Linked DNA regions of Mus musculus: all the other regions are linked to region 3. A link is a loop called in an ENCODE intact Hi-C map of the cell type or tissue named here. Cell type or tissue: left cerebral cortex. All regions are shown on one strand.

Region 1 (8,000 bases), 180 kb before region 3:
AAGTTTGGTCTTTAGCCTGGCCCATGAGCAGTGTCTGGTCAGTGGAAGCATCAAGGCTGTCAGTGAGGAAGCAGATAGCACAGGATGGCTTTCTAGACATGGGACACACAAGCCATCTGCGTGCGCTGCCATGCTGAGTGATGACCTGGAAGCTAACACTGTTCACATCAAAAGCTAAGGACTTCCAGCAGGCTTTCCTTCCTGACAGGAAGACCCTCATGTCCCAGCCTCTTTGCTCCAAGGGCCTGGGGTTCCCTGGTACTAGAGGGAAGATGTAGCTTCTGTGTTTCCTCATCTGTCTCCCCTAGTTGAAGTCAGGGGCTATTGTCTGTCTGTCTCCAGACTGTGCTCACAATGGAGTACTTACATGGAGGCAGAAGGACTGAGTGAGTGAGTGAGTGAATGAATGACTCATGCCAACTGGTTTCTGGACAGCTGAACAGTGAGAACAAGTTCCCTTTACAAAACCTCTGACCTTCTTGTGGCGGTTTGAATACGCTTGGCCCATGGGAAGTAGCATTGTTAGGAGGTGTGGCCTTGTTGGAGGAAGTGTGTCACTGTGTAGGCGGGCTTTGAGGTCTCCTCCAATGCTCCACCCAGTTCAGATGAGACCCGACCCCCTGCTCCCACTCCTGGCTGACTCAGTGAACAGTCCTCTTCTGCGGCCTGAGGATCAAGATGTAGAACCCTCAGCTCCTTCAGCACCACGCCTGCCTGGACACTGCCATGCTTCCTGCCGTGATAACAGACTGAACCTCTGAAACTGTAAGCCAGCCCCAGTTAAATGTTGCCCTCAGAAGAGTTGCATTGGTCATGGTGTCTCTTCATAGCAATAAAACCCTAACTAAGACATTTCGGTTGTTGTGACTGTCGCTGACAAATGAGAGCGGATTGGAGTGTCCACCCTGGCTGCCTGAGGGGTAAGCTGCAATCAAGGAAGCTTTTATGGTATACCTGCTGGATGGCCTATGTGGTAGCGCAACATTGGTTTGTTTTAATATTTATTTATTTTTAGTGTCTTTGCGTGTGCACATTACAAGCACATACATGTGAGTACAGATTCCTGTGGAAGCCAGGGATCTGGACTCCCCCTGGAGTTGCCTATAAAGCCCCAGCCTCTGAGATGAGTGAGGGACAGAGAGAGGAGAATATGACAATCAAGGCTAGTGTCTGCCCTGCATTGCCACTACCACTTACACTGTGACCTGAAGCAAGTCTCATGACCTGTCTGAGTCTCAGAAGCTTCCGTGATGCCCTGCATGCACAAGTCCTTAGGAGAATGGGGCAGAGTGACTCGGACCTGCAATCCCAGCACCTCTGAAAGGCTGCCACAAGTTCAGCTACACAGTGTATGTAAACCAGCCTGGGCTATGTAAGTGGCTTTGTGCCAGCCTGGGGTACAGTATGATGAAAAAAAAAAGAGTGCTTCAGAACTGTAGGATTCTTTAAAAGTATCATTACCTTTAAATGCCTATGTGTTAGACCCAGCTGAGAGTCCTGTTAATCCAAGGCCTGGTTCTTTGAGGTCTCTCTCTCTCTCTTTGTTCTTCATGGCTAAGCTGTACCTGCTTCAGTCTTCATCTTGTGTCTTGTTTGCCTTTCCCAATAATAGTGATGGTGGTGTAGCCACACCCACTTTAGGAATGCGCAACAGGAAGCTCCAAAAGGCTAGGTATCCTGTTGAAGGCTCCAGAGGCAGTGAGAATCAGGTCTGTCTCTGAGCCCTGTTCCAGCCACGTGTGCTTTGTTTTCAGGATGCATCTGCCTCCCAGGAGCTGGGCTGACAATCTCCAGCATTTGAGGACCATTGTACACAATAAATAGTGTCACTCAAGTTCATAACTATGACAACCTCTTTCCTAGAATTTGATTTACTTTGGGAGAGTGGAAAGTGGGCATCTGATGAAAGGAATTGGAAGGGAATAAGTCTTTATAGAGAGGTAGAGTTATTTGGTATCTTTGTGGGGTGAGCAATTTGCAGACTCTCCAAAAGCCCTGCTTATAAAATCATTCAAGGTTTGAGATTTTGCAAACCTGTGTCAAGTGACTTTATGTGAATAATCACCCTGCTCTGTATGTGTGTCTGTGGTGAGAGAGAGAGAGAGAGAGAGAGAGAGAGAGAGAGAGAGAGAGTCTCATGTAGCCCAGGCTGGCCTCAAAGTTGCTATGTAGCCTTGAACTTCTGATCCTCTTGCCTGTGTCTCCCAGGCGCTGGGATTACAGCTGTACACCAACCAAGCTAAGTTTTATGCAGGGCTGGGTGTTAAACCCCAAGACTTTCTGCAAGCAAGGCAAGCACTCCACCAGGTGGACCATATTCCCAGCTGCCCATGGATGATCTCATTCAATGCCGATCTCAGCCCTGTATGGCCAACATTACTTTTATCTACGAACTACAGGCATAGAAACCACGGGTCAGGATGAGCAGCTAGGGACTGGGGAAAGCAGAAGGCAACAGTCAAGGCCTCAGCCTGTTCAAGTATCACATCCCAGCAAGGGAGGACGGAGGGCCTCTAAGGCCATAGCCTCAGACTGGCTGAGCCTCATCCCTCTCTCTCCTTCTCCCTCCAGCTGGCCTTGCTCCCTCCTCTTGGAAGCTTCCTTCCCTTTCCACTCAGCTGGAGATGCTGGCAGAGTCCCAGTGGCCACATCCATGCCTGGTTTGTGCACTGCGGATTGTCAGTGTCTCTGTTCCTCATTGCAGCCCCAGGCAGAGAAGGCGGGAGCTCATTTTCACATGTCAAAGATTTATTTGGTGCTCTGATTTCTCCCCTTCTCTGCCTCTCACTGTTTATTGAAATCGTTCATAGGATACTGTTAAAGACTAAAACAAAAGTCAATAGAAAAATATTTATGGTCTGCGGCGGGCTTGCTGCGGCAAACGGATGCTTAAAGATGCAGCCTCAGGCTTGAGGGAGGCGGGGAGGAGGCCTCACTCCTTGGCTACCTCTGTGAGTTTTCATCTGCCTCCCCGGCACCCCATCCCATTATCCTTGTTGGTTTTGTGAGGCGATGCCTCTCCCTGGGGTGGTTTGGGGACAGGTCCCGAGGGTCCTTCTCTGACCTGGTCCTCCATGTGTTTACACGGCCCCACATGCCATGCGTGTTCTGCACTAGCTCGTCATTCTGCACGTGTCTGACCCTTCCCAGCATCCAAGTATCTAGATGCAAAGTTTGCCTCTGCTAGGCTATTTCTGTCGTGAGTTTCAAACAGAATCACACATGTGTCCCTAACAGCTGTCTCTCCCAAACTTCATGCCGCTGGCTTCTTAGAGGAACTGTATTTTATTATTGTTAGTTACTCTTAACTATTATGTGCCTCCAGTACATGTGTCAGGCCTAGTGGGGCTGGGGATGCTATAAGCAAGGTGAAGGCCCAAGCAGGTAACCAGCACTGGGAATTGAATTCCAAATGGACAAGAGAGGAGCCCTAAGTAAGCTCTGGGTGTCAGCTGGGGCTCGGATAATGCTCGGGCGCGGAGGAAGCCACACTTGGGAGGGTAGCACTGGGTTTGCCCTGGAAGGCTGGTCCCAGTGAGGTCATGGGAATAGGGGAGAGTGAGTAGCTGAGACAGAGGCACGGGCTCACCGGGGCATCCCAAGATGCAGCAGATGATCTGGTTGGTGGGAGTATGTCAGACAGCTTGGGCTATCAGAAGTCTTCCCAGTATGCAGAGAGTCAGAGAGAGGCACACATTGTTTTGTTGTTGTTGTTTGTTTGTTTGTTTGTTTGGACAGAGCTCACTGTACAGCTCAGTCTGGCCTCTAACTTGTGATCCTCCTGCCTCAGCCTCCCAAGTGCTAATTACGTGCTTGCCACCATGCCCAGCTCATGCACACATTTAAAAAGAAATTCAAATATAATAAATGCATTATTTACAGTCATTGTTTGATTCAAATTATGTTCATGAGCCTTATCTGTGTTATTGAATAGAATTGCTGGTGCTAATTTTTCTCATGTATAACATGTCATCTTTTAAGAACACTTAAGATTTTTAAAAATTATAATCTTATCATGAGTATATAGTTTTGTCTACATGTATGTATATATACCATGACATGCCTGGTGCCTATAGAGGCCACAAGAAAGTGTTGGACGCCCTGGAGTTGGAGTTATAGATGGTTGACTCCTTAGAATCAGACCCGGGTCCTCAGCCAGCGCAACAAGTGCTTATAACGATCCTCCCAGCTCTGCGTTCCATGATTTTCCTTGTTATTGAGACAGAGTCTCTCTATGTGGCCTTGGCTATCCTGGAACACTCTATGCAAACCTCTGTGTAAACTCTCTGTGCCTGCCTCTGCCTCCCAAGTGCTGGGATTAAAGGTGTGTGCCCTTATGCCCAGCTTCCATTTCTTTAAAATGTTTTTAGTTTTATTTGACATGTATATGAACACGCATGTGTACAGAGGCCAGAGGAGGACATCAAGTGACCTACTCTATCCCTCACTGCCTTGTTCCTTTGAGCAAGAGTCTCTCGTGGAACCTAGAGTAAGGCTGGTGGCCAGTAAATGCTAGTTGTCCTCAGCAACACCACTGATTAGTGCTGGGGTTACAGACCTGTGTGTGGCCATGCTGCCTCTTTATGTGGGCTCTGGGGACTCAAACTTCTGTCCTCCTGACTGCACAGCATGTGTTTTATCTCCCACCCCATGCTCCCAAAAATAAGACTCAGACTAAAATATATTTACAAATACCTTGGCCGTATAGCTAGGCTCTTCTCTGACTGAATCTAACTTAGAATATCCCATTGATTTTAGCCTACATTCTGCCACGTTGCTGGTTACCTGTGCTCAGATACCACGCATCCATCTTGTCACACCTTTCCAGTGAATCTCCTTGCACCTGGCTCTATCCTAGAATCCTTTCTCTGCCCCAGATGCCCTGCCTCTATTTCCTGTCTGAGCCACAGGCCTTGGGCTTTTTGATTGACAAGTGGTGCATCCATACAATACACGATATTCTCTCTACATAGTTGAACTCAATGTTCTGTTAATGCACTTTTATGTCTCCATGGATTATTTCTATACCTGGACATCTCGAGGACACTCTATATTACCTACCGAAAGCGTAGCCTCTGACATTTAAGCTCTTACTCTCCCTGAGATCGGTTACTGTTGTCTTGCTTTTACTTGGTTAGTTTTGGTGCTGGGGACTGAACCTAGAGCATGCTAAGCACGCGGTCTACCACTGAGTTCCTTTCCAGACCCTGGAATTGATCTGTCTAAGGCGTGAGGGAGGCAGGGTTCCAGCTGTCGCCTTCCTGCACAAAGGCTTGCCTGTCCCACCACTGTTTATCACAGAGCCTGCCCTTGCCCCCTGCCTTGGACCCGTCTCTGTCATATACCAGGTGTTCATTAAAGCATGATTACTTTTGGACCGCTGCTTCTTGGTTGCTCGCTGGTCAGGCCCTGAGAACACAGCACACTGCAGACTTATAGTAACTTTCTGTTTTGCCAACCGAATTCTCCAGCCTTCAGTCTATAAATCAAACTGAGGGAGCTGTTGAGTTTGCCAGCCCACAAACATGGTAGGTTTCTGTTTTGACTGGAATCTTTGTAAAAAAAAAAAAAATGGCTTTAATGAGGCATGATTGGCTTACAGCATATAGCACAGATTTGAAGCTTGCTATTCAGTGTTTTTTGACATATGCGTTTATCCATGAAACCAATACTCCGGTAAAGATGGCAGGCATAGCCAGTAGCGGGAATACCCCATTCCCATTTTAGTTAGCAGCCCCTCCCCAGGGCACGCATGCCAACTTCTCCATAGTGACACTGAGTTTATTTTCAGGTGTGTATTTCCATTCATTCTTCCTGGTGAAATGTCTGTTCAAACCTGTACAAACCTGTTCAAACCACTCCCACCTCCTCATCTCCCCCATGGTTTTGTTTTAGGACAAAGTGTCCCTATACACTATGTAGCATGCTGACCTCAAGCTTGTGGTCCTCCTGCCTCAGCTTCCAGAGTGCTGGCATTATAGGCATGGGCCACTCTGCCTAGCCTGTGTTTGCTGTTCATTCTTAACTGGTTTATTGTCTTACCCTAGAAGTTTGAGAACCCTTTATGTTCTCGGGGGTTGGGAAGAGGACTGCACCCACATACGCATCTCCCAGGATCCTGTGTGAAAGTCAGAGGAGCAGCCAACTCTCTCCTTCCACCATGGAGTTCAGCATACCCATTGCAGATAACTTCACTGAGGATGGTTGGTGCATGTAGGCTCCAGGAACTCAGGTAGTCAGACTCAGCAGCAAGTGCCTTTACCCACTGAGCCATCTCCCCAGCTCCCGTTTTAGTCCTTAAATGTCTCTCTATAGAGATTTAGAATTAGGCCACAAGACACTATTTTTTTTTTTTGTAAATGATATTTTAAAGAATACTTCTCTACATTTTTGGTCGCAGGATACACCAGGGTGAGTAGTCTTTAACATGTATGTTTTGCATCTAGTAATATTGTCCAACCTCACTTAAAGATTTTTTTTAAAGTTCCCTTGGTTTGGGGCAGGCATCTACATGTCATGCTGCATGTATGCAGGTCAGAGGATCTAAATAACTTTAAAAGTCCCACAGCCTTTACATATTCTTAAAATTTCAATCTCTTTACAATATCCATCTTTTTTAAAATCCAAAGTCTTTTTACAATTAAAAGTCTCTTAACTGTGGGCTCCACTAAAACAGTTTCTTCCTTCAAGAGGGAAAATATCAGGGCACAGTCACAATCAAAAGCAAAAGTCAATCTCCAACTGTCCAATGTCTGGGATCCAACTCACGACTTGCGGGAATTAGTTTCTTCTCCCACTACGCGGTTTCTGGATGGCCAACTGAGGTTGCTAGTGGCAAGCATGCTCCCCCACTGGCCTGCCTCACCAGGCCGACATGTTCTTTTTTTCTTTGTTGAAATAATTTAAGGTTTTTATTACACACGGGTTTGGGAATTGAGCTCAGGACCCCATGCTTGCAAAGCAAACTCTTTACTTCCCGAGGCTCCCTCTCCCCAGCCCTGGTCTAAACAGCAAACTGCTGGAGATCCACTAGTCCACTGTAGCTAGCGATCCACTAGTCCACTGTAGCTAGCAATCCACTAGTCCACTGTAGCTAGTGATCCACTAGTCCAGTGTAGCTAGCGATCCACTAGTCCACTGTAGCTAGATCCACTAATCCAATGTAGCTAGCGATCCACTAGTCCACTGTAGCTAGTGATCCACTAGTCCACTGTAGCTAGATCCACTAGTCCACTGTAGCTAGATCCACTAGTCCACTGTAGCTAGCGATCCACTAGTCCACTGTAGCTAGCGATCCACTAGTCCACTGTAGCTAGTGATCTACTAGTCCACTGTAGCTAGTGATCCAGTAGTCCAGTGTAGCTAGCGATCTACTAGTCCACTGTAGCTAGCGATCCACTAGTCCACTGTAGCTAGTGATCCACTAGTCCAGTGTAGCTAGCGATCCACTAGTCCACTGTAGCTAGTGATCCACTAGTCCACTGTAGCGAGCGATCCACTAGTCCACTGTAGCTAGATCCAGTAGTCCACTGTAGCTAGCGATCCACTAGTCCACTGTAGCTAGCGACCCACTAGTCCACTGGAGATCCCTTAGATTCTGTTCTTTTTATATTTCCTTTTACTTATTTTTAAAGAGTGTCCCAGGCTGGCCTCTAACTTGCTTTGTAGCCAAGGATGACCTTGAACTTCTGGTCCTTCTGCCTCCTCCCCCCAGAATGCCAGTTTATTGGGTGCTAGGGATCAAACTTTGGGTTTCACTTATGCTGGGCAGCAACTGAACTACACCTCCAACTCCTCTTAGAATACTTTTATGAATAAAATTTGTATTTTCCTTTCCAGTTCCTTAAGTTTTTAAATATACTTCATAATTAATGGTTTATAAGTAAATTAAACCCTTCACTGTTTTGGAGGGATGCTCTTGCATCTTTCTGTAAGGTTTTGGGTTTTTGGCTTTAGTATTTGTGTCTGATATTAGTAAAATGAACAAAGGTGGCATACAC
Region 2 (8,000 bases), 61 kb before region 3:
TCAGGTAGCTGAGAAGAGACAGGAGAGGTGGCAGGAGGCAGACTGGGGCTCGTGGCTCCCCCCTTCTAAACAGAATCCGGAATGGCTGACCCATCCACCTTCAAAGCCACTGGACATGGCTCTGGGGCCTACCTGCTTCAGACGCTTGACCTCATGTTCAAGTTCCACCTCCCGGGCTCTGGCGTTGAACTCGCCAAGGCCAGAGGAGCTGCGGCCCCTACCTGGCCGCTCGCAGTCCAGCTTGTACATCTGCAGGTGCTCCAGCTCTCTCCGCAAGTCCTCGATGAGCTGTGCGGGGAAAGAAGCCTGTTGGCTGCAGCAGTAACTCTGAGCGGAGCCCCGGGGGCCCTGGCCTGTGACTCACCTCCTGCGTCGCCTCCCGCTCCTTCTGGAACTCCAGGCGGTTCTGCCGCAGCTTGTCCATCATGCGCTTGTAAAGGTCCATCTCGTCCTTCAGTCGCAGGCTGGTGTCCTCCAGCCGGTCAGACATGCGCTGCCGCTCCTAGGACAAGGCAGACATGGTCAGGGCAGGCATCCTGAGAGGGCCCTTGCACTCTGCAGGACCTCAGTGTGGCAAATGGGGACATTCTAGAAACATAGCAGGAAACGTCCCAGGCCCCTGATGTCCTTCAGTAGTGTCAGACAGAGGTTGAGAAGAAGCTGTCTGTCCAAACAGGAGCTAAGCCCACCCTCTTCAAGAAGAGAATTCTACAATGTAAGGCATTTACAGTATATAAGACAGGCTAGGGGGCTAGAGAGATGGCTCAGCTGTTAAGAGCACTGACTGCTCTTATGAAGGTCCTGAATTAAATCCCAGCAACCACATGGTGGCTCACAACCATCTGTAATGACATCTGATGCCCTCTACTGGAGTGTCTGAAGACAGCTACAGTGTACTTACATATAAATAATAAATAAATCTTTTTTTTTAAGGCAGGCTAAATTTCCACAGTAGAAAACTTGAAATTTTGTAAATTCAGAAACGAAAGTCATTCACTTGTCCTTCCTATTTAATTAATAAACTTGCTTTTGTTTATCTTTAAGACAAAACTCTCATGTACCCTAGGACGGCCTCAAAGTTGATGATGTAGCAGAGGATGACCCTCTTTTCTCTGCAGCCTGCGTGCTGGGATCACAGGTGTGTGCTACCATACCCTGGTACGTCTTCTCTGTAGGGAAATACGTCAGGGCTCCTGTGACTGCGATCCAGCCCTGACTGCCATCACTCTGTGAACCCAGATCTTGCTGGGACCTGCGGCTCACCTCGTCCAGCTTCTCGGTCTGTGACTTGAGTCGAGCCACTGTCGTTCTCAGATCTGTGTTCTCTTCCTCCAACTGCTGCACCCTGGGAAAGAAAGATGGCATGGCTCAGAGACTCTGGAGCAGAAACGGCCTTAGAGAGGAGGCATCTGACAACCAGCCTCTGCTTCCAGGAGAAAGAAACTACCACCCAAGAGAAAATGGAGACAAGAGTAAGAAAATGTCTCACAGGATAACTCAGGTCCAGCGTCCCCGATCCAAAAATCCCAAATGTTCCTAAATCCAAGGCTTTTTAAGCACTAACGTGATACCACAAGCCAAAATCCTGTATACCATGAAATGGCTTCATGTGCGGAATTATTAGTGCCTTTAATTCTGGCACTCGGGATACAGAGGCAGGAAGATCTCTGTTGAGCTCGAGAACAGCATAGTTTACATAGTGAGTTCCAGGGTGGCCAGAGTAACATGAGACAGTCTCAAAAATATGTATGTATGTATGTATGTATGTGTGTGTGTGTGTGTGTATATATATATATATATGTATGTATGTATGTGTGTGTGTATATATATATGTATGTATATGTGTGTGTGTGTATATATAAAACTACTTTCAGTCCTTAAGTTACTTTTTAACTGTGTGTGAGTTCAGTGTGTTGTGCATGTACGGGGGGGTAGTGTACATGGGTCACATTGAAAATGAGTTTGACAGAATTTTCAAATTATTTGAGACAGAATCTTTTATTAGTTTGCCAGACCAGCTGACCCTCCAACTTCTGGGGGTTCTCCAATCTCTGCTGCAGATCACTAAGGTTACAGAACACACTGCTGTGTTTGGTTTTATGTATGTTCTGGAGACGCGAATTCTGTATGGCACTTTACCCACTGAGCCATCCCCCTGGCACCATCAGCTATTTTAAAAACAAAGGAGCCGGGTGTGGTGGCGCACGCCTTTAATCCCAGCACTCGGGAGGCAGAGGCAGGCGGATTTCTGAGTTCGAGGCCAGCCTGGTTTACAGGGTGAGTTCCAGGACAGCCAGGGCTATACAGAGAAACCCTGTCTCAAAAAAACAAAAAAAAAAAAACCCAAAAAAAACAACAAAAAAAAAGAAAAAACAAAAAAACAAAGGAGCCAGGCTTGATTGTGTATGGCTTTAATCCCAGCACTCAGAGGCAGAGGCAGGTGGGCCTCTAAGTCTGAACCCAGCTGGTCTACAGAGTGAGTTCTAGGACATCCAGGGTTACACAGAGAGACCCTGTCTCAGAAAAAGAATGGAAGGGAGGGAAGGAAGGAGGGAGGGAGGGAGGGAGGGAGGGAGAGAGGGAGGGAGGGAGGAAGGAAAAGAAAGAGAAATGTCATGTTTAGACAGGATCCTATCTCCAAGATGTATGTATGCATAAATATATATTTCAAAATCTAAAAATTTCTGAAAGCTGGCCTTCAACATGCACACATGTGAACACACATGCACATACACAAAATCCTTCATGAAACACCGAGGAAGGCCACTTCTTGGAGGAGGAGGAGAATAGTCCTATGTCTGGTAAGCACAGGGCTCTCCCGTTAGCATCTGTAGTCTTAAGGCTATGCCCATATCTGCTCTCTATTCTCCATCCCTAGCCCTCGTCTGGAATTCGGAGTGCTCACGGCAGCTTCTCTGATCGGAGGCAATGATTCTCTATGGAGTGATTCCAGACAGCTGCCCTACAGTGACCCAGTGGGGCTGGCACTCAGATGGTTTTATAGGCAGGTGAGATGGCTACAGAATGTACAGAACCACATCTGACTCTGGCAGTGCCCTCGCCCCAGCTTCTGCCTCCTCTTTCTGGAGAAGCTTTTATCAACCTTAATGAGGCCTTGGGTACCCTAGGAAGGCCTCCAGACAAGGGCCAGGGAGGAGTCTGGACCTCCGTGCTAAGAGGTGTGAAGCTGGCTAAGGAAGTGAGGAGGGAGTATGCCAATGATGGGAAGTACCATCCATGGCTGCACACGAACCGCCCCAGGAGCTGTGGGAAGGGCAGCAGGTAAGATTACCCTCAGAGCCTGACCTTCTGTGCTCCTGCTTCAGGCCCTGTTCACTGCCCTCTCTCCTCTACCTCTCTGTTCCCAGCCACCTCTCTTGAGCCTGTAGTCATTTAAAACAGGAGTGTTTAATGTGAGCAGCCCCTTAGGACTCCAGCCCCAGAGCCATATTGCAAATAACAGCCTCGAAAGCCGTGGTTCTCAATCTGGGGGTCCCTTATCAGAGAGCCTGCATATCAGACATTCATATTACAATTCTTCATGGTGGTAAAATTATAGTTATGAAATAGCAAACGAAATAATAATTTTATGGTTGGAGGTCACAACATGAGGCACTGTAGTGAAGAGTCCACAGCCTTAGGAAGGTTGAGAAGGTGTTGGGAAAGGTGGGGAGTCTCAGGCACATGAGTTGGGAGGTCTCCTCACCAATCTCTGCTTAAACACCTGGGCCGGGGAATACCAGGACAGTGCCTGTCCCTCCAGGGGCCCCACCACGCCCAGCCAGTGACAAGACCACAGCCTCATCACAAAGCACACGATGCATGGTGTGGGGCAGGCAGAGAAGGGGATAGACGGGGTTACACAGCAGACAGAAACCCTGTGACCAGGGCCGGTACTCTTCTTCCAGCCTCTGACTTGGGTTCTAGCAAGGAAGATGCTGGTGTATGCAGGAGGCCACAGGCTCAGCTTACCCACACTCAAATTCAGGAGACGATCTGACAGCAGGGGGCGCTCCAGGCCTAGCTATGAGACCCAGCCTTCTGACCCTCCTCTGTGGCTTCCTCTGCCCAAGCACCATGGCTACCATGAACTTTCACTCTGCCTACTCCCTGAAGAACTGGCCGGTGCAATTTTATAGTATCTTAAGTAGAAATGCTAGGACGATTGGCTCAGCTTTACCGGAAACCCTCGGGGGCAGCACTACCCTCGGGGTGCAGAGGGGCGGGGCGCTGCAGGCACGAGGCCTGGTGCCCGCCTGGTGCCCACCTGGTGTTGAGCAGCTCCAGCTCTGTGCTCTTTTCCCGCTCCAGCTTGCAGTAGACCTCACGGTGTCGCCGGGCCTCCTCCTCCAGCGCCTGCTCCGCTGTGGTCTCCTGATCCTTCACCATCTCCTCCAGCTCGTGCACCCTGAGGTGGGGCGCAGACGCGTTCAGTCGGGGTGCACTCTCGTCCCATCGAACAAGGGCCTGAGCCCTGTCGAGGCCCTCAGCACACTCACTGTGATGGTGGCGGGTTCCCAGGCCTATGGGCCCTGAGCTTAGCTGACAGGTGAATTAGGGACACTGTGACATCTAACAAGAAGTGTGTCAATCACACTCCAGGGAGAAGTAGATCTAGAGAAAAAGCTCCAGAGGGGAGCGAGGCCACACGGAAGACAGTGAAGGCAGCAGGCTTGGCCACAGCTACACCAATGGCTTCCAACTCTTACCCTCTCTTTTCTATGGACTTCCTGACCAGAGCCACTCCAATTACTTAGGTCCATCCTGGCAAATGGCCATAAGAAATCCAGAGCCAGGAAGAGGTCAGGCCCCTCTGGAGTGATAACCCAATGCTGGCTACCGGAAGTCCAACAGTCCACAGTCCCTCCATCGGGCTGGGCTGGGGCATACAAAAAGGCCATGTGGGGACCCAGCATGTGGGACCAGACCCAGCACAGAGAAGTCTACCAAGTTTCTTGCATCTGGGAGGCCAGACAGCATGGGAAGCATCCTTCCCAGTCTCCCTGCTATCTGTCCTTCCCAGTCTCCCTGCTGTCCATCCGTTCCATCACCATCTGGCCACACACAGCGCCTCCTGGGCCCTCCTGCCTTCCACTCCCTGCCACAGGGGCATGTCCCCGGGAAGGGAGGTCAGGCCCTAGCACTCTAAGCCAGTGGCTCTCAACCTTCCTAATACCTTCCCCCCCTCCCCACCCCCTGCACCCATAAAATTATTTTACACTTTATAAGTGTAATTCTGCTACTGTTATAAATTGTAAGTATCTGATATACAGGATATCTGACATGAAATCCCTGCAGGGGTTGTAGCCCACAGGTTGAGAACAGCTGTTCTCACTCGGTGGGAGTCACAAGCCCTGGGGCTATACACCCAGGGGAGTTATCTAGCAGGTCTAGAATCTAGACCAAGTGGCTCAGAGCCGGAGAGACTGGGGACCCACTCTGCGCTCCCCGGGGCCACCGTGCCCCAGACCTGTGCACCAGCTGCATGTTCTCTTGCTTCAGCTTGCTCTTCAGGCCCCCGCTCGTCAGGCTGTCGTTCTCCAGTTCTGTTACCTTTTTTTCCAGGAAGCTCACCTGCAGCATGGAGGGTGGGGCAGGGTACAACAGGCTTTTGAAGGCACGGAACTGAGAATCTAGAAAAGCCCACGACAAGGATCTCCAAATGACTACGCAAAAAAGAACGCTCATATTTTGAGAGGAAGGGAGGGCCACGTGATTAGAGCCCCTCTTGCCCTGGACTCCTAGGTGGGCATAGGGTTCAAGTCCCCAGAGAGCAGCCCGGAGCAGGTCCCCCACACATCCCAGGAACGTGCAGACAGTGCCAGGGCCCACCTTCTCTGTGATGTCATTGTCACAGGAGTCGATGCTGTCACGGAACAGGTCCTCGGTGCTGCCATTACTGCTGCTGAAGTTACTGTTGTGCATGAGCTGCCTGTGGGGGTGGAGGGCACCTGCCTGCCATGTCTGCCACAGCCTGGGCCCCAACTCAGGCTACGGGCTGGGTGAGTTTTCAGTACAGGGGCTGCCAGAAAAGAGGTCACAGGAGGAATCCTCCACCTGACCACCTGACCTTCCCACCCAAACGACTTCTACTCTAAGGATGGTAGACAGGGCGCTCCCCAAGCCCGGTCCTGAGCGGAAGGGTAACACAAACAGCCATGGGCACACTAGAAGGCCCACTAAGGTTGACGAAGTGAGGATCTGAAGATGCTGATCCTACTAAGTGGGGACAGGGTGGCAAGGGCACGGGAAGGGGCTGCTCCGCCCCTCTGCTGTCTCTGAGTGGTAAGCACTCAGCTCTCTGTCTCCCAAGAGGGTCTTACCGTCCAAAGGCTGTGCTTGAGATCTTCCGGTTGGGGCTGGAGAGAGAGAGAAGGGGGACACAGTCACTGAACAGAGGGTCATGAGTACACTTCCACACCCTGCCCACTGCCCGACACTCGGGTATGATGGGCTGAAGGGACATCACTCATCACACCTCACTCAGTGAGGTGCTGCAGGAAACGCCCCAGGGGCAGCCCTGCAGGGACGCTGTACCTGACCGCACATGGGCCTTGTGCTATGGGTCCCGCCTGGCCCTGCCCCTCTGGCTGTGGCCTCACCTGTTGGCCTTCAGGTTCTTCAGCCGGGCCTCCAGGTCATTCAGCAGGTTGATCTTCTTGCAGCACTGAGAGCAGTACACGTCCAGCAGCTCGCTGTTGTAGGCATGTCGCATCTTCCTTGGGGTCTGTCCCGCACTGGACCGGGGGGGGGGGGGGCGGGGGGGGGGGGTTGGACAGGCAGGGGAGGTCACTCTCTGTGCTGCTGGCAGGCTGTGCCCCGCCCCACCTCACTGAGCTTGCTCAACCTAGTTCCCCAAGGCTCTTATTTCTATTTTGTGGCAGAGGAATGGAAATAAACCAGAGCATCCTTTTCCTTGGCTGCCAGAGATAGAGGTGTGTGTGTGAGTGAGTGTGAGTGCGTGTGAGTGCATGTGAGTGTGTGTATGTGAGAGAGTGTGTGTGAGAGAGAGAGAGTATGAGTGTATGTGTATGCTTGTGTGCATGTGTGCTACCAATTAGCAGATAGGGTCACAGGAAGGAATGACTCCGGCAGGCAGGAAGGAGCCACAGAAGGTCACTTGAAAGGTCCTTAGAACACTGAGGTTCTAGGAGGCAAGGTGACATAGACATTCCCTCACAGGGGTCTGCAGACTCCCAGGCCAATTAACTGTTTCTTCTCCAAAATAAAAGGCTTCCCTTTTATTATGTGACCCACCCCCACCCCCGCCCCAACCAGATGTAAGACGGTGGCACCCTGCCTGCCAGTAGAGCCTGGCAGTAGCCCTGGACAGAGGAAGGATGTTCTTTGCCTGTCTGGGACGAGGCTAGACTGGTTCTGACATTTTCCATGGACTGCAAATGCCACCCAGAGTAAGGGAGCACCTGGAAGACACTGAAGATCCCAGATCTGAGTAGACATTGGTTCTGGTCTCATCGTCGGGGCATGGGCTGCTGGGAGCACAGTCCACGTCATCCCCCTCGCCATAGTCTTCAAATTGCTCCTCGTTGCTGATAAGAGAGGCGGTGGAGTGAGTGGAAAGGTCTGATGTGGTCACAGATGGAGTGAGGACGAGGCACCTAGGGCCATAAGCACCCAGTTAGTGGAGGGCTGAGGGCGTGACCCGCATGCAGTGTCTCGGGGGAACCAGCCTGGCCCAACAGATCACAGGAGCCTGGATAAACCTTACCCTTTTGGGGACCCCGTCCTAAGGGGAACATCCCACATAGAAATGTCTCCATAACAGATGAGTAGATTGTGCCATCCCCAGACAGCGAAACACTGCTTATTTCTTAATGGTTTAGCAACAGAGAGATTAAAATTACACTATAATTATAGTTACTGTATTAGAATATGTATCAGTAAAGCAGTTATTAAATTATAGAGTATCAAATGATTGTTGAAAGACTCATATAAGCATTGGTAACAAGGCAGAGAAATACATTATCAATGATAAGTTA
Region 3 (8,000 bases):
AGCACCAGGGTGAGGCTGTCCCCGGAGGGAGGTACCTCAGGCTAGCTCAGCCCAGACTTCCCAGGGGCTGATTAGGGCAGGAGGTGAGGGGCTGGCTGGTGGGGTGAGGGAGTCGGAGCTTGGAGGTGGGGGAGCCCAGGCAGAGGAGGTGAATGGAGAGGGCCTCCTCAGCACCTACTGTCTGCTCAGCCTTCAGGCTCAGCGGTCAACCACTTCCCGAGGATGTTCTTCCAGAAGCTCTGAGCCTTAGGTTAAAGCAAGGGGTTTTCCTTTTGGAGGGAGCACACACAAGCAGGATGGATTAAGGGCGGATCCTCCTGAGCTACAAACTCTCCAGTCATCGCCACACTATGCACACAGGGTGCCACCCTGAACCTCCAAGCTCTGTAGAATTGCAGTACTGTCTCTTAGGAAGGAAGTATTCTTAGAACTGAAAAGTGCACTTTGTCATAATCAGCCTCAAGAATGCTTCCTTCTGGGTGGATGGATGAAGGGATGGTGGTCTTGGATGGAGGGTCCTGAAGCGTTCTCAGGCTGGGTACAGGATAGAAAGACCTGCTCTGACAAGATGGGTTTTGCAAAATCTCTGAATGTGAGTGGAAGCCATTTGGGGTCTAAGATAAAGTCCTGGTCCTTACCAAACCCCATTTGTATTGGACTGTGTGTGTTAGGGAGGGAAGGCTGTGTAAACACAAGCTTGCAAGGGCTTCAGGGTGACTTGGAGGCGTTGGCCCTCCTCTTCCACCCCATGGGTCCCAGTGGTAAATCTCTGGTAGTTTTGGTGGCAAGCACTCCTAGCCACTGAGGTATCCCAATAGCCCAAGAGAGAGGGATTTATTTTTCTTTTGTATGTAAAAGTGTTTGCTCTTATGTATGCATGTGCACCAAATATGTGCCTGGTACTTGCAGGGGTCAGAAGGTGGTACCGGGTCTTACAGACAGTTTTGATACAGTTTGTTTCCTAGCATCCGTGTTGGGCAGCTCATAACTGTAACTGCAGTTTCAGGGGATTGAATGCCCTCTTCTGGCCTCTGTGAGGATGTGCACAAACCCACACCTATATGCACATAAACAGAACACAAATAAGAATTTTTTTAAAGGATCTAATGTAATCTTGATGGACTCCTCAGAGAGGGATTTGTGGGTGTATCAGGAGCTTTGGTATTTGTGTCCTTTAAATGAACAGTCTGCACTCATGGGGAGCCAGCGTGGTGGTACACGCCTTTAATCCCAGCACTCAGAAGGCAGAGGCAGGAGGATTTCTGAGTTTGAGGCCAGCCTGGTCTACAAAGTGAGTTCCAGGACAGCTAGGGCTACACAGAGAAACCCTGCCTCGAAAAACAAAAAACAACTCTTCCCTAAAAAAAGCATTGGCACCTATTTCAGAACCTGCAGTCATTCAGACTCGGAGGCAGCATATCTATCTCTCTCTCTCTCTCTCTCTCTCTCTCTCTCTCTCTCTCTCTCTCTCTCTCTCCCTCCCTCCCTCCCTCCCTCCCTCCCTCCCTCCTTGGGTCCTGCATCGCATTCCACCAACCATGAGCAGAAAACAAAATGCTGGAGGTGTAGCTCAGTGGGAGGGGCTGTGCTTAGCATATGCTAGGCCCTAGGTTCAAGATGGTTCCCAGCACCAAGCCACAACAGCCAACAGAGCAATGACAAAGTAGCCATGTTGAACATACCTGGACTTGTTTCTTATTTCCTTGCCCTTGCTCCTAAACTGTGAGCTATGGTAGGTATTTGCATAGCATCTGCATTGCTTTAGGTATTACAAGGAACCAGGAGATGATAACAGGGACATGAGAGGTTATGACTGGGCTACATGCAAATACCATGCCATTTATACCCGATGCTTGAGCACCCACGGGTTTAGGTGTCCTTACTGGTCCTGGAACCAATCCTCTGCGGATACCAAGGGCTGGTTTTAATTCAAATCCACTGCCATGGTTTGAAAACAGTCAGAAGGGCTGGGTGTGGTACTGCACTCAGGAGGTAGAGCAGGCTGACCTCTGGTCCACATAGCCAGGCTAGTCAAGGCTAAATAAACAGAGAGACCCTGTCTCAAAAAGGGGGTGGGTTGGAGGTTAGGGTGAGAACGCATTTATCAAACGGACATGCTTGTATTCTAATAAAACTTTATTTATAAAAAATTCTTGATAGGCTCAAATTTCTCCATCTGTGTCTCTCTGCTTTCAATCAAGTCTTTAATCCATCTGAGATGAGGGGCAGAGGTCTACTCTTCTTTTTTTCTGTATTTGCTATCCAATTTTCTCAGCGTCATAAAACAGAGTCACTTCTCTTTCCACCTTTGTCAAAGGCGAGGTTGGCTGCCAATATGTGGACTTATTTCTGGGCTCTCTGTTCTGCTCTATTGCGCTGGCTGCCCATTCTCATGACAGGGCCACGCCTCTTTGCTTACTGTAGCTTTGCAGAGTATTTGGCTACTGTCAGGGGACAGACTAAGGCACAAGCATGATTACTGCATGGCATTTGTTACTTCTCAAGATTATAGCAAAGTATATGTGTCAACACTACAGAATAACAAGCGGTAATGAGTTGTTCTTGGTGGAACAAGGGAGGGAGAAAGCCGGGAGGAGGAGACTGCAGGATATCAAGGTTTGGGGACGGGGAGTAAACAGTACTTGTATATTATACAGTTTTGGTATAGTTGGTAAAATATAATTAGTACAGTCTTCTTGGCTTCTTATATTAAAAACAAAAAATGCAAAACTATTAAAAATCTACTTTGAAAAATTTTATTTTATATGTTTTGCCTATATGTTTACATGTGCACCACATGCGTGCAGTGGCCACAGAGGTAGGAAGAGGACACTGGATTGTCCGGGACTGAGGTTAGAGATAGTTGTGAGCTGTCATGTGGGTGCTGGAAACCAAATCTGGATCCTCTGGAAGTGCCACCAGTGCTCTAACCACTGAACCATCTCTCTAGCTCGAAAGATGTATATTAAGCTGGATTGGTGGCTCGTGTCTATAATACCAGGATTGGGAGATTGAGGCAGAAGGGTGACTGTTATTTCAAGGCCAGCCTGGGCTACATAGTGAGTGCTAGGACAGCCTGGGCTTCACACTGAGTTCAAAAACTGGTAGAAGCAGAGTGAGACCCTGTCTCCAAGCAATAATAGCAACAAGATATCTAGTCTTCTAGATGCTTAGAGAAACCCCGAGGACACAGGTGCTGCCTGCTGTGAAGGAGAGGAGCTCAAAGGGGCTCTGCCACTGTCATCACTGCCTCCCACAGTACAATGGAACCTTCTGGAGAGTAAGACTGAGCAGTGATGGCTCCCAGGCCTCCAGGAGGCCCAGCGCAGATCCTTCTCTAGGGTGGAGCAAAGGGGACCCAGAGAAAGAAATGCCAGACAGCCTGTGACAATCAGTGGGCAGAACAGATGGCCCAGAAGAAAGACAAACATCACAAAGGCCCAGAACCGAGACAGAACACGGCTTTCCCATAATGTAAGTAGATGGGAGGGGGAGAGATCGGTCATCGGTGGGGAGTGCTTGCTGTTCAAGCATGAGGTCTGGGTTCAGCTCTTAGATGCTAACACCCATGGAACAGACTGGACACAATCCCAGCCACACCGGTGACCCCAGGTTCAGCGAGCGACCCTGCCTCAAAGGGATAACAGGGAGATAGAGGCAGCACTGCATGTCCTCTTTTGGCCTCTACTATACACATGCATGTTGACACAATAAAATTAAACAAACTAGGAGAGATTTGACGTCACAAGTTTTAGGGTGTGAGACATGCTACAGTGAGAAGCAGGTGGGACCCCAGGTTCTACTTCACCTCCTGGGGGGAGGGACACTTGCTGTGGCTGTGGTGGGGGTTCCGGAGAGAGAACAGTGGGGAACTAGGAGGCTGGGGAGACAGCAGCTGTGACAAAGAGAATTATGAAGAGCACAGGAGGGGAGGCTGCAGCGTATAAGGGTACCACGGGTGACTCTTTGACCTGGGCATCTTTAGATGGATGGTAACATTAGATTCTTACACTGGCAGCCACACAGCAGGAGCAGGTGACCTGCTGCCTTCTGGTTTGATGGGTTCCCTATTAATCTTCCCACATAGGTGGATGACCAGGTACCCAGATTCTCATAGTTAGGCTTTGCCTCACTGCTTGACATGGGTGGCCACAGCCCCTAGCCAGCATGCCCTTGCTTTGATGCCCATGGGCCCATTCCTCCACAGCTCTCATTACCATAGGGACTGGGGGGCCACACAAAAGGGAAGCCAGTAGGCAGCCCTTGGAGCAGACTGGGGAGTGGTATTTGGGGGTGGTGGTGGTGGAAGCTTGTCCTGGAGACACCATCCCTGGATATCTTCTGGCATCCTCTCACCAGACCAACATTTCCTGAACTGAGAAATATGGTCAACAGCACATGTAGCAACACACAGTGACACTTTCCCCAACAGGTGTGCCAGGCTCTGGGGACAAGGGTATGCCCCACAGTCAGCATCTAGTGCTGCACAGGAATGGTTAAATAAACATCCAGAGTGGACTTGCCCAGGCCTGTGGTGCCCAGCACCGGCCTCCATGGGACCTGGAAGAGGAACAGATGCAGAAGCCTATGTATCCTACAGCCAACAGGAAAGCACTTTATAGTCTCAAGGTGACTCCCAACAAGCCACAAGCTGCAAGTGACATCCACACCCTGAAGGGTTCACGTCCCTCCACTGAGGGCGCTCAGCTGCAGTCCTGACATCCAGCTGTGTGCCATTCTCTACCTCCTCAATCCCAGGCTCAGATCTGTACTCCCTGGAGACACACTGCAACCCCCCCCCCCCCCACAAGAACCAGAATCTGGCTGGCTTCTTGGTCCCACACTGACCTCTAGGGGACAGCTGGAGCACAGCAAGGTGCTGGGTGCCTGGTCCACAGCATTAGGATCTGCCTCTAGCTGGCTTCCTCGGAATTCTGACTTTGATGAGCTATGGGTTTGCTCCATCTCTTCCAGGAGCTGGGATTCCGGTGAGTTCTAAGGATTCACTCTGCCTGGATGGCTCAGGGACACTCAGGAGCCCACAGGCAGGAATTGGCCCATGTCCACCAAGCTATCTGACTAAGCCAAACCAAGTCACCTGCCATGCCTAGGAATACACAGCCTCAGTGGGTGCTCTGGCCAGAGCTGTGTGGAGGATGGGAAGAGGTTTGTCTTCCTGGAAGAGGCATAACACTCACAGTCACATTCTACAGTCCTACAGGGGAGACGGGAAGAGCCAGGTTGTTGAGATTGCTGGCTCCGTCTTTCTGCCTCTCTGGGACCTCTGGATTTTGGGAAAACAATACAACAAGACCATTGCTTATAAAGAATTCCCTCTTGAGGGTCAGGTCCTCCGAGCCTACTTCCCCTCTTTGCTAAATGCACCATCTTTTCTGGCTGTGGTTGAGACAGTACGGATGCCACGGAAGCTGCTGGAGCCCATGGAACATGTCCCTGCTCCTGGGTACCCCTGGGGTTCTTGGCCTCAGTGCATCTCTGTTCTCCAACTTCTCACTGCAAGCTTCGTTTTGACATGTCTTTGAAACATTGGACCTCAAGGGTGAAGGGGATGCAGAGACTCGGATGATTGTGGATCCCTGATTTGTCCTTGCATTAAATCAGACCTAGCCTGGCTGGGCAAGTCCTGCTTTTTGGCCAAGAAAACTGAGGTTCTGAGATGTTGAGGGGAACTTGCTGAAGTTGTATGGGTAGTCAGTGGCCTTAGTGAGGTGCGGATCCCATTTTTAAATGACGGTACCGCCTACTCATTCTGCACCCTCCACAAAGGCTGGGCCCAAAAAGAGTCCAGGGCCACTTAGTGTCAGCCCCACATTGGGGGTTCTCTGTCCCAGGTCTGGTTCCATTGGTCCTGAATGCATTCATGGACCGGACACAGTAAAACAGTTCTGGAGCCCTCAGCGCTGGCCTTACACACACTTGGAGCCTGGTTATCCAGGTCTACCCCTAACGGTTCTCAAGCTGAGCACAGTCTGGAACCAGACTTGTACCCTGGCCCCACAGCGGCTGGACGTTTAGTCTCTGTCATCTTCAAATTGTTAGACAAAATTTACAGGTTCCCTTTGTGAGGAGCAGGCATCTGCACTAAGCAGACTGGACAGAAAGAGCCTTGCTCATGACAGTGTCTCGTGCCACTAAGACGGAAACTAAACTGCTATGTGGAAATCAGGAGGGTCTTAGCTGGTACGGTAAGGGAGTCTCCTGCTACCTTAACCCTTTCAAAATAGCAGTTTGATGCTGGCCAATCAGCTTTTTGTTCCTGTTATTCAGTTTCTTTATTCCTGTGATAGCAACACTATGTTTTAAGTTTAAATTACTGTGCTTAAGAGAAATATAAAGCAGAAATGCTTCACCAGGGGGTAGTGCATGCCTTTAATCAGGAGGCAGAGGCAGGGGGATCTCTCTCAGTTTGAGGGCGTTCTGGTCTACAGAGGGAGTTCCAGAACAGTCAGGGCTACACAGAGAAACCCTGTCTCTAAAAAACAAAACAAAACAAAACAAAACAAAACAAAACAAAAGCCTGTAACCTGTAAGGTCCACTTGCTCAAGGACAGATAACTTCCTGAAATGCTGTAGTTTATGTACGATAACAAACCACACATTTTCACTTCTGTAAACAAGCTTGGTTGCCCCAACTGCACAGGATATGCACTTGATCATGGGTAGGCGGAGGAGGTACATAGGCAGGAAGTACGTCAGGATATATGCCTGCCCCTGGTTGGACAAAGGCAGGAAGTTTGTAGCCTCGTGAGTTTTGCCTTTATAAACTCCTGACTAATGGAATTCGGGGGCCATTCTCTGAGCTTGAGTCTCAGGAATGGTCTTGGCCAGTATATTTTTTTAATTAATTTATTTATAATATATACAGCATTCTGCCTACATGTATGCCTGCAAGCCAGAAGACTTCAATATAGATAGTTATGAGCCACCATGTGGTTGCTGGGAATTGAAATCAGGACGTCTGGAGAAATAGCCAATGCTCTTAACCTCTGAGTCATCTCTCCAGCTCCCCGGTCAGTATTTAATAAACCCTGTTGTATTAGAATTAAGTCATCGTCAGATGGTGAATCTCTGAATGACCAGATCCGTTACTGTTCCCACCTTACAAAACCCACTGTCCTGTTCCTGCCCTAGATCTTGTGTTAGTCCTGTTGTCAATGAAGGACTCGAGGAAGAGAGGGAGGGAGGGAGGGAGGGAGGGAGGGAGGGAGGACGAACTTATCTTGGCTCATGGTTTCAGAGTCTCACTGGGATCCATTGCTTGGAGACTGAGGTAAGACAGAGTAACACGGCAGTAGGAATGTGTGGTAGAAGCGTCATACCTCATGGTGGGGAAGGGCAGGGTGGTGGTGGTGGTGGTGGTGAACCTGATCTACCGACTTTTCCCTTTCTTGTCCTTTCATTCCGTCTGACAGGATGGCGGGGCCTGTATATTCAGGGCACATCTCCTTTTAGTTAACCCTCTCTGAAAACACCCTCCCCAACCCACCCTGAATGGCCTTTCCTAATCTTCTAAGTCAGTGTTTCTTACCTGTGGGTTCTGACCCTTTTGGGGACACATATCAGATCCTGTATATCAGGCATTTACATGACAATTCATAACAGTAACACAATTACAGCTATAAAGTAGCAATAAAATGACCTCATGGATGTGAGTGTCACCACAACATGAGGAAAGGGTCCTAGTACTAGGAAGGTTGAGAACCATTGTTGCAAGTATGTCTCAATCTGATCAGGCTCAATTATGAGAACCTAGGTAAATAATCTAACACCAGGATATACTCAGCCCGCATAACTGCAATCTTCAACTGAATTGATACACTTCTGTCTCTTGATAGTGCCTTAGCTTTCTCCGACACGGTCTGTTTGGCCACCCTCAGCATTACCAGACACCTCATATAGCTTCCTCCCTGCCGAAGCCCAGTTGGACACCACCACGCAGAATACTATGGCTCTAGCCTTCTTCCATTTCTCAGGGAGGT

The links. A loop is a pair of places that touch in the nucleus more often than their neighbours do. Peaks named below come from ENCODE experiments on the same cell type or tissue, not always from the same donor. Only the 100,000 strongest peaks of a DNase experiment are listed, where the experiment ranks them.
Region 1: it touches region 3 in a loop (2.0-fold over the local background); 2 of 42 quality-filtered maps call a loop at or near these places.
Region 2: a loop joins it to region 3, with 7 times the contacts of the local background. A loop is called at or near these places in 37 of 42 quality-filtered maps.

The regions. Positions count from the first base shown.
Region 1 is chr11:79,797,816-79,805,815 of GRCm38, reverse strand. No RefSeq gene overlaps it. Among named protein-coding and RNA genes, the nearest start is that of 9130204K15Rik, 5.1 kb to the right of the region's middle. In left cerebral cortex, no CTCF peak of the experiment used is centred here; DNase peaks (open chromatin) are centred at 2,622 and 3,211.
Region 2 is chr11:79,682,960-79,690,959 of GRCm38, reverse strand. It overlaps Rab11fip4 (RAB11 family interacting protein 4 (class II)), which reads right to left. Exons shown (of 15, transcript NM_175543.3): 5 at 7,425-7,619; 6 at 6,603-6,737; 7 at 6,324-6,359; 8 at 5,833-5,932; 9 at 5,471-5,574; 10 at 4,268-4,408; 11 at 1,264-1,345; 12 at 365-502; 13 at 133-288. Among named protein-coding and RNA genes, the nearest start is that of Rab11fip4os2, 12 kb to the right of the region's middle. In left cerebral cortex, CTCF peaks have their summits at 867 (motif pointing left) and 4,004 (motif pointing right); DNase peaks (open chromatin) are centred at 819 and 4,011.
Region 3 is chr11:79,621,931-79,629,930 of GRCm38, reverse strand. All of the region lies in intron 3 of Rab11fip4 (RAB11 family interacting protein 4 (class II)), which reads right to left. Rab11fip4os1 (RAB11 family interacting protein 4 (class II), opposite strand 1) reads left to right here and starts at 6,768. Exons shown (of 3, transcript NR_003283.1): 1 at 6,768-7,031. In left cerebral cortex, CTCF peaks have their summits at 1,040 (motif pointing left), 4,677 and 4,877; a DNase peak (open chromatin) is centred at 4,885; H3K27ac peaks cover 237 bases.